Linked DNA regions of Homo sapiens: region 1 is linked to region 2. A link is an interaction called in ENCODE POLR2A ChIA-PET data of the cell type or tissue named here. Cell type or tissue: Panc1. All regions are shown on one strand. Links, peaks and the distances in the headings refer to the core of each region. The heading gives the core; the rest is flanking DNA.

Region 1 (4,000 bases), core at 1-4,000, 150 kb after region 2:
AGGGGTCGCTGGGGGTCCCGGAGCTGAGCTGAGCACCGCTAGCAGCACCGGGCAAGTGTCCAGGTGAGGTGCCCCGGGAGGCCCCAGGCCCGGGATACAGGACCCTCCAGATCTCGGAGGTGGGAAGACAGTCTGCACACCCGTCTTGTGCACCCCTGCCCTCACTGCAGGGACAGACAGGAGCTGGGTCTCAGGCTGCTGGGCAGGCCTGGGCCCTGTGGTTTTGCCCACCAGCCTTGGGCAGCGTTGAGTGAGTTGTGTGGCCAGTAGACTGACAGCTGCTGCCCACCTGGCAACGTTTGGGCCATTGGCTCACGGCGTCTCTGTTGCCCCGGAGGGCTTGTCAGGTGCAGCCATGTGCTGCTGGGCAGCGATGTGTGCCAGGGGCCGTGTGCAGCTGCAGCTGGCGCCCGGTGTATTTGCTTTCAGTGCTGACTTCAGGGCAGCATCAGTGTTCTGGGGAAGTGGGGGATGATATTTTAGCCAATCACAACCAGACTCTGCCAGCAAGTGCCTCAGTGCACGCGGTTACCACCGCTGCTGCCAGTGACACTTGTTTACATTCTCTCATTCTGGAAAAATGCCAGCTGGGCGCGGTGGCTCACACCTGTAACCCCAGCACTCTGGGAGGCAGAGGCAGGCAGATTGCTTGAGCCCAGAAGTTCGAGACCAGCCTGGGCAACATGGGAAGCCTCCATCTCTACAAAAAATACAAAAAGTGGCTGGGTCTGGTGGAGTACACCTGTGGTCGCAGCTCCTCCAGAGGCTGAGGCAGGAGGATCACTTGAGTCTAGGAGGCAAAGGCTGCAGTAAGCCATAATTGCACCACTGCTCTCCAGCCTAGGTGACAGAGTGAGACCCGGTCTCAAAAATAAAAATCCTGGCTGGGCGCTGTGGCTCACACCTGTAATCCCAGCACTTTGGGAAGCTGAGGCGTGTGGATCACCTGAGGTCAGGAGTTCAAGACTAGCCTGACCAACATGATGAAACCCCCTCTCTACTAAAAATACAAAAAAATAGCTGGGTGTGGTGGTGAGTGCCTGTAATCCCAGCTACTTGAGAAGCTGAGGCAGGAGAATTGCTTGAACCCGGGAGGCAGAGGTTGCAGTGTGCCGAGATTGCACCACTGCACTCCAGCCTGGGCAAAAAGAGTGAGACTCTATCTCAGAAAAATAAATGAATAAAAATTTTAAAAAGATAAAAACTCCAGGGCGCTCCTGTTTGTCCACACTTAGGTCTCTGGAAATGAATTGCATCACCAAGGTCTCTGTGTGAAACAAGATAAACAAAAAAGGGTCATCTGAAATGCTGTGATTTGTAACTAAACAAAGTTCTTTTTTTTTTTTTTTCCTTCCTGAGACAGTGTCTTGCACTGTTGCCCAGGCTGGAGTGCAGTGGTGCGATCTCAGCTCACTGCAGCCTCCACCTCAGCCTCCTGAGTCCTGGGACTACAGATGTATGCCACCACACCCAGCTAACTGTTTCTTTCTTTTTTTTTTTTTTTTTTTTTGAGACAGAGTCTCACTGTGTCACCCAGGCTGGAGTGCAGTGGCACGATCTCTGCTCACTGCAACCTCCGCCTTCCAGGTTCAAGTGATTCACCTGCCTCAGCCTCCCTAGTAGCTAGGATTACAAGCATATGCCACCATGCCCAGCTAATTTTTATTTTTTAGTAGAGACGAGGTTTCACCATGTTGGCCAGGCTGGTGTCGAACTCCTGAGCTCAGGTGATCTGTCCACCTCAGCCCCCCACAGTGCCTCTGTTTGTATTTTTTGTAGAAACGGGGTCTCGCCATGTTGGCTGATCTCAAACTCCTGGTATCCTCCTGCTGTACCTGGCAGCTAAGTTCTTTAACGAGTAAGATTTGCATTACAAAGTTTTTCCATTGTTGGAGAAGGCCTAGCCAAGGGTGCTGAAAGTACAGAAGCCACAAAGGCTCCCACCAGGACACGGGAAGGGCTGGGCCCCACCTGCAAAGTCAGATCTGGAGCAGGGGCAGTGCTGGCATGGAATACAGTCCTGGAGCCGTTCCGCTTGTGCCCGCGCTCCTGTGCCCATGGGTCCCTCTGCGAGGTGCCAGGTCTTGGGGAGACTGTCCTGTGCTGGGATTTGAAGTCTGCTGGTGCCGTTGTCCATCTTGCTTTTACTTTGGCAGCTAGTTGTTGGGGGCCACTTTTACAAATGTACTTCCTTTAGCAGGCATGGTGGTGCATGTCTCTGGTCCTAGCTACTCAGAAGGCTGAGGTAGGAAGATAGCTGGAGCCCAGGAGGTGGAGGCTGCAGTGAACCATGATCAAACTACTGCATTCCAGCCTGGGCGACAGAGCGAGAGACCCTGTCTCCATAAAAAAAAGTGTTTCCTGGCAGCACATGCCACCACCTGGAATGCTTCTCCACCAGCTTGATTTTCTCCCACTACCTCCTCTGGTAGGGAGCTCACTCCAGTGGGTGGGTGGGGCTGTGGCCCTGTCATTGGGAGGGCTCTGTTCATGTGTGTTGGTCAATGAATGACCCTCCCCACCACATCCAACACAGGATGGGGCTGTCAGAAGTCAGGGGCCGTGGGGGCACAGAGAGGAAAGAGAGAGGGCAGGGCCCCCCATGCGAGGCTGGGCAGAGAGAGGGCCTCCAGGACCGTGGGGAGCATAAGTGTCTGGGGAAGCCCCGTCCACACCTGCCACCCTCTGAAACATTCAGTCACACCTGCAGAGTCCCTGCTGCCCTGCAAGGTGGCCTAGGCACAGGTCCTGGGGTCAGGACCCTACGCCCCTGGCAGTCCGGATCGTCTCTGCCCTGCGGCAGCCGCGTCTACGTGGTGAGTCGCCTGCTGGCTGCATGGGGCTTGTGAAGCCGCCAGTGCTGGGCGACCTGCATGGAGCCGACGGTGGTGGCTGATCTACCCCAAGGAGGGCGGAGGGCTGGCCTCCCTCTGGTCTCAGATTTGCTGGACTTGAACAAGTTCCTCGCCGCTTGGCTCTGGGACTCTTGGAGTCTGAGCAGGGGCTCCCTCACCCCTGCTCTGAAGCTCAGTGTTCGGGTCCTGCCTGGTTTTTGGTGTGCCAAGGGGTACAAGCTACTGTCTGGGCAATGCTGCCTGTGAAGCCGATGTTTCCAGCTGTCCTCCCCAACCATGGCCACAGCTGACGTCCTCTGTGGCTGCACGCACCACCTCTGCACAGCCTGGACTGAGCACTGCACTTCCGACGGAGACTCCCCCAGGAGCCCCTGCCCCCAGGGTGGGGTTTTCATGCCACAGTACTGCCTTTGCAAGTGGTCTCTGCTCCGCGGTTTCCTTTCTGTAAGTGCTGGAGGATCTGTGTAGATCCCCCTTCATCTGTGAATCGGTCCCGGGGGGCCCCACACCCACAGCTCTCCTGGGGCTCAGGATCTGCATAGATTCCCTGTTCATCTGCAGATCAGTCCCGGGGGGCCCCACACCCACAGCTCTCGTGGGGCTCAGGATCTGCGTAGATTCCCTGTTCATCTGCAAATCAGTCCCGGGGGGCCCCACACCCACACCTTTCCTGGGGCTCAGGTCTCTATAGACCCTCTGGCTCCAGGCTCGGGAAATTGTCCCCCAGAGGCTGTCTTCACTGGGGACAGATGCTTAGGCCTCTCCTCGTCCTGGGATGGCCAGTGCTGGCCCAGGAGTGGTCGGGTGTGGTGGGGACACATGGGCCTTTGGGGCTGCGGGAGGCAGCTGTGCCCTGTGGAGAACCGGTGGGGACTGTGGGTGGGGAGAGGCCATTCTGGGCGAGGGAGAAGGGGATGGGGAGGAGGCTGGTGACATGACCTGGCCCCAGTAGGGGGCAGGCTGGAAGGAGGGAGAGCTGCTGGCCATTGCTCTGTGGCCGCGTGGGCCACCCTTTGGGCCCATGTGCTTTGGGCTGAGCCATGTAGAGAACCCTGGGCCTTCTATGTGGTCGTGGGCATTGCTGCCCTGCACTCTGCCTTCGTGTCCTCATCTGCACAGGCGGTGGGCGCTGGCACCCGTCCATG
Region 2 (6,010 bases), core at 592-4,591:
CCAGGGCCTGCCCGAGGTGGCACAGTGGGGCTGGCAGAGCTGGGGTTCAGGCCATTTTCCATCTGGCGGCTTGGGCAGGTGGGCGCTCTCTCCCCGTGTGCCCCCCACCCGGGGCCTGGTGGCCTCTGATTCACTCTCTACAAGGCTCCACCACTCTCCCGCTGTATCTCCCTCTGGGTCTCTCTGTGCATCTCTCTCTGTTTCTCCCCCTCCCCTCTCTGCGGCGGAGGTGCCTCTGCGCGCCAGGGCCAAGCGCCCTGTAAATCACCAAAGCTGGGATTCTGGCAGAGTCAGCGTTCTCCTCTCTCTCTCTCTCTCTCTCTGTCTCCCTCCCTTTCTCCCCCCATCTCGCTCTCTCCTCCTCTCTCCCTCTCTCCTTCTCTGTCTCCCTTTCCGTCTTTCCCTCTTCCTTTCTCTCTCTCTCCCCGTCTCCCTTCTCTCCCTCTCTCCTTCTCTCTTCTCTCTCTCTTTCTCCCTCCCTACCTCCCTCTCTGTTCCTCTTCTTTCTCTCTGTCTGTCTCTTTCTTTCTCCCTCCCTTCCTCTCTCTCTGTTCCTCCTCTTCTTTCTCTCTCTCTGTCTCTCTGAGCTGGCCTCCCTCCCTGTCTCACACCAAATGGATGGGAAATGCTGCCTGGGCCTCCTGCCCCGGACACGGCCCGCCCCCCACTCTCCTGCCTGTGTCCACGCCGACCTCACCTGGGTGCCCATCTGCCCTGAGCACACAGCGTGCGGGCACCCAAGTCCTGACCAGTTCACATCCATGAGCACACGCTGGGCGCACACGCGTGCACACTCCCTGACACCCATACGGACGAGGACACAGCTCTGCCTGCCTCGGATCTGCCTTGATGGGGGTCACCAACACACAGACCTAGAGTGCCCCTCACATCTGCCTGAAAATCTTGCTCAGGAGGTGCCAAACCCAATATAGTACCTGGTATAGAGAAGGTGCCAAATAACTGCTATAGAGTGGTGCCAAATAAGTGTTGCTGTGCTTGTGATTGTTGCTAAACTAATTCTCCTCTTTCCTGACTCTGGTGGGTGACCTGCCCCCACCCCCGGACCGTTTCTTGCCCTGAAATGAAGTCAGCAGAAACCCCCACTTCCTCAGGGCTGCTGCAGATTCAGGGAGGCAGCACAATTTTTTTTTTTTTTTTTTTTTGAGGTAGAGTCTCGCTCTGTCGCCCAGGCTGGAGTGCAGCGGTGCGATCTTGGCTCACTGCAGCCTCCGGGGAGGCAGGACATTTCTGAGGTCCACAGTGCAGGGCTTGGTACTCAGTAGGTGCCCAATAAATACCTGTTGCACGAATGAATGAATGAATGAATGAATGAATGAATGTTTTTGGTTGAGAGGCGGGACTTTGGTCTTCCCGAGCCTCCATTTCTCCGCCAACATAAAATAAAAAACATAATGGCACTTTCCTCAGAGACATCGATGTACCTTAGTCCGACACCTGGTATACAGTAGGTGCCAAATAAGTGCTGCTGTGCTTATGGTTGTTGCTAAACTAGTAATTGCATTGAACACCCCAGAGGCATTTTCCAGTTTCCCTCCCTTCCCTCTGTGTGTATTTGCGCAGCGTAAGCCCAGCTTTGGGCTGGGTGACAAGGACAGTGGTGACCTGGAAAGGCCCAGGCTCAGACCCCTCTCTACTGTGGCATTTCTGTTAGTTTTTCTTTTCTTTCTTTTTTCTTTCTCTCTCCTTCCTTCCTTCCTTCCTTCCTTCCTTCCTTCCTTCCTTCCTTCCTTCCTTCCTTCCCTCCCTCCCTCCCTCCTTCCTTCTTTCCTTCTCTTTCTCTCTCTCTCCCTCTCTCTCCCTCTCTCTCTCTCTCTCTCTCTCTCTCTCTCTCTCTCTCTCTCTCGGAGTCTTGCACTGTCGCCCAGGCTGGAGTGCAGTGGCGTGATCTCAGCTCACTGCAACCTCCGCCTCCTGGGTTCACGCGATTCTCCTACCTCAGCCTCCCAAGTAGCTGGAATTACAGGCACGTGCCACCACGCCTGGCTAACTTTTGTATTTTTAGTAGAGACGGGGTTTCACCATGTTGGCCAGGCTGGTCTCAAACTCCTGACCTCAGGTGATCCACCTGCCTCGGCCTCCCAAAGTGCTGGGATTACAGGCATGAGCCACCGTGCCCGGCCTCTGTTAGTCTTTTCTCCCTGCCCAGCCCTGTCCAGGGTCTCCCTGAGTTTGACCAGCCCTGTGTGGGTACCAGCCTTCCTTACACATGGGGGTGCATGGATAAGGGGGGTCCCAGAGGCAGAAGATGGGAGCATTGCTTCAGTGGTCTGGATGCTGGAGATGCTAACAGATCAAAGCTGTGCCCTTGTGGGACCGACAGTCTAGGCCGGGTCGGGGACGGGCAGGAAACGAGGTGACCAGGACTCCTTGAGGATGTGGTGTGCGACCGACCTCGGGGATCAAACAAGGGGAAGGGAACCACGTGGGACTCGGAGAGTGTGCACGGTGCAGACCAGGTGTCACTGGACGCTCTGGCCCGAGACTGTTTGCTCAAGGGGCCCAGGAGTGGGGTGGGGGGGTGCCAGGAGGCCCAGGGACCAGTCCCAGCTCAGTTCCTCCCTGACTGTGTGACTTTGGTGGAAGATTTCATGCCTCAGTCTCCTCCTCGAGGTAGTGGGTGCAATGATAGTCCCCACTTTCATAGTAGACTTTTTTTTTTTTTGAAACAGAGTCTCGCTCTGTCGCCCAGACTAGAGTGCAGTAGCACAATCTGGGCTCACTGCAACCTCCGCCTCCCGGGTTCAAGCGATTTTCCCGCCTCAGCTTCCCAAGTAGATGGGATTGCAGGTGTGTGTCACCGCACCTGGCTAATTTTGGTGTTTTTAGTAGAGATGGGGTTTCACCATGTTGGCCAGGCTGGTCTTGAACTCCTGACCTCAGGTGATCCGCCCGCCTCGGCCTCCCAAAGTGCTGGGATTACAGGTGTGAGCCACCGCGCCCGGCCCCTATTTCGTAGTAGACGTGATAGCTCAGCAAACGCTCAGCCTGTAAGAGGCACAGCCTCGCTCCCTGCCTCTCTCCTCCACCTCCTGGCCCCTCTGGCTCAGCCCTCATTGTCCTCCCAGAACATCAAGGCACAGAGGGAAGTAGGGGACCCAGGGTTCATTTTGCTGACTCACTGCCTTGGCAGAGAGTTTGAACCCTGTGGACTCAGTTTACCCAAATTCCTCACTGTGGCCCACAAGGCCCTGCCCAGCCTGTCCTTGTCCCCTCCTCAACCCTCCCCTCCTCTCTCTTTCCCCCTTGCTCATTCTGCTCCAGCCACATGGGCCTCCTCGCTGTTCCTCTAACACGCCAGGTGCGGTCCTGCCCCAGGGCCTTTGCATGACCCATTTCTCCATCAGAAAGCTCCTGGCCTGGAGTGCCATCTCTCAAGACTTTGTTCAGGTGTCTCCTCCTGCAAGAGACCTTCCTGGACCCCCCCCCCAAGCTAAAAAACACCCCCCACCCCAGAGATTCTCTGGTCCCTCAAACTCTTAAATTTCTTCAGAGCACTTTGCCCAACTTGACGTTTTATTACATATTTTGCTGATTTTAACCATCCGTCCCTGCCCCAGATCTGGATCCAGGTGAGGGCCGAGCCCAGGTCCCTGCCAAGTCCTCGGCACCCTACCTGGGACCGGCATGCAGCAGGCACTCACTAAATGTTTGCTGAGCAACAGAATGAATCTTCCCTCTCTGGGAGCCGTTCACATGTCCACAGGCTGTGATTTTCTGAGCCAGGGGAAGGAGCGGCCCAAGGTTAGAGCCTGACGCTGGTGCCGGATGGGCCTGGGGTTGTCCGTGGGACCATGGACAAGTCATCCGACCCGGAGAAGAAGGCATTAGAACTAAGGCTTTGAAGGATGCGTAGGAATTTGGGATAAGTGCTAAGTAGGTAATGAGCTAGATTCTCATGAAGGATTGTTGAGTCACTTTTACCTGGAAACTTTTGGTTTGGAAATTGGAGTTTCTTGTCCTGGTTTGCTGGCCTGGACTTTCAGGGTGGGAGGAGCACAGGGAGGTGAGTGAGGGCATCACCCAGTGCATGGCGTGGTCGTTCAGCAAGGTCTTGGGTCCAGATGTCTCTCCCAGCTGCTGCTGCTCTCTTTGGCCAGGAAGTCCCAGTGGGCTAAGCTGGGGTTTCCAGGAAAGACCTAGCCTTGTTCCCCTTCTCCCCATCACCTTGCAAGGAACAAGGTCACCAGGCAAGCTCCCCTGTCTCCAGCAGGCTGCAATATTCCTTTCTGCCCATTGTACAGAATGAGAGACTGAGGCTTATCTGAGGTGATCTGTTCCCCAGCCATTCAGATGGTGAAAATAGACCTTACTGTCACCCAGCCACCTTCTCCGACAGTGGGTGCCTCAACTCTGGGCCTCAGGATTGGAGAGGGAGAGGTGATAGAACTGGATGGTCCTGGCTAGATCTGGGAAACCCTGGGTTGAGGAGGAAAGGCTGCTTGAAGGAGGGGACACTAGAGATAGGGCGTTGAGGGATGTGTAGGAGTTTGGGAGGATTTTCAGCATCTAGCTTGTCTTGGTTATCTCTTTTGCCGGTTGGGCCTCTGAGGGCAGTAGGAGGTCCCTGGGGAAGAGGCCCTGGTTATTGCAGGTCATGTGGGAGAAACAGAGTGACAACCGGCCAACCAGGCCCTGCCTCTCACGTGGTCTGATCCCCTGGGGAGGACAAGGGAGGATGGGGCAGCAGGTCCATGACCCAGTTACAAGCTGTTTGTCTTCCTGCCTCTGTAACTAGCCGGGGTCACCACTGACGTGGGCCCCCACCCCTGCCCGCCTCCCTGGCACCTGTCCCCGGAAAGGGCACAGAGAAGGGGAGGAACATAGAGAAGGGAGGGACAGTTAGGGAGGAGGAAGGGAACTCAGATCTACGAGGGGCCAGATGAGAAAAGGAATTAAGAGGAGAGGGGAAGTGGGGAGGGGGAATTCAGAGAGAGAGGGGGGTTGGGGAGAGAAGGAGTTGGGGGGACAGTGATCCCTGCCCCCATCATGGATGCCTCCCCTGTCCCTTCCAGCAGCCTCTTATCACAGCCCCAGTAAGCGCCAGAGCTTGGGTGGCAGCCACGGCCCCAGCTGGACAACATTGTCCGGGCCTCCTGCCCGCCTGGCATCTCCTCCACAGGCAGGTCCTGCGCCTCTATGGGTCCTCTCTGCCGCGTCCCACTGTGCCCCCCACCACCCCCACTGCCCGGCTTCCCTGGCCAGACCATCTGGGCTCTGGTCCCAGCTCTGCTGACCGGCTGTGTGACCCTGGACAAACCACTCCCCATCTCTGGGTCTCATCCAGTCAGGGGCAGGGACGAGATTGGACAGGGCCTGGGCCGGGCCCCCTCCACCTCCCCTTTGCCTTAGCAGGTTGGCTGGGGAAGCGGGGGCAGCGGAAAAGGGCCCTGAGGTCCGGTCCCCGCCGCAGCTGTTACGGTGACTCACGCTTTGGGGGACATTGGGGTGGGGGAGCTTCGCTGGTACAAGCTGACTCTGGTCTCACTGGGTGGGGAGGCTATTTTCAGAGCCTCAGTAATAGGTGAAATCTGATGTCCTGCCCCTCCCCCCGAAGCACCCCACGGCCGGAGGTGGCCCAAGGGGACGTGGAGCACAGAGCAGGGAGGGTGATCTGGCAGCAGCTGCTCTGCCCATCCCGGCCTGGAAATGGGACCGAGTCCAGCCACATCCGCTGGCACACACAGTGGGAGTCCAGGGTCAACGTCTCCCTACCTTCCTGAGACCCCAATCTTACAGAGAACAGGCTGTTCTGAGAAAGGGACCCGTGGCCTTCCAGGGGGTCAGGGCCCTGATTCTTATCCTCACACCGGCCCTGAGACCCTGTGGGACCTCAGCCAGGTCTCCGCCCCTCTCTGAGCCTTAGTTTCCATGCCACAGAACACGGAGCGGGGCCTCAGGCTGTTCCCTGCTTCCTGGAAGATTGTCTGCAATCAAAATGATCATCGCAGCAATCGCGTCCATAGTAATGAAAATACCCCAGCATCTTAGA

What was found. ChIA-PET counts read pairs that join two places held together with the same protein. Peaks named below come from ENCODE experiments on the same cell type or tissue, not always from the same donor. Only the 100,000 strongest peaks of a DNase experiment are listed, where the experiment ranks them.
Region 1: POLR2A ChIA-PET joins it to region 2 with 8 read pairs; 4 of 35 experiments call an interaction of 5 or more read pairs at or near these places.

Annotation. Positions count from the first base shown.
Region 1 is chr19:3,516,523-3,520,522 of GRCh38, forward strand. The region is part of intron 1 of FZR1 (fizzy and cell division cycle 20 related 1); the gene reads left to right. It overlaps LOC124904617 (a long non-coding RNA gene), which reads right to left. Exons shown (of 2, transcript XR_007067099.1): 2 at 1,641-4,000. Among named protein-coding and RNA genes, the nearest start is that of FZR1, 12 kb to the left of the region's middle. RefSeq lists enhancers at 1-418, 419-1,243, 1,524-2,326, 3,930-4,000. In Panc1, for the core only: no CTCF peak of the experiment used is centred there; no DNase peak of the experiment used is centred there.
Region 2 is chr19:3,370,180-3,376,189 of GRCh38, forward strand. The region is part of intron 1 of NFIC (nuclear factor I C); the gene reads left to right. Among named protein-coding and RNA genes, the nearest start is that of NFIC, 6.6 kb to the left of the region's middle. RefSeq lists enhancers at 732-781, 5,313-5,728. In Panc1, for the core only: no CTCF peak of the experiment used is centred there; no DNase peak of the experiment used is centred there; H3K4me3 peaks cover 598 bases; H3K27ac peaks cover 3,554 bases.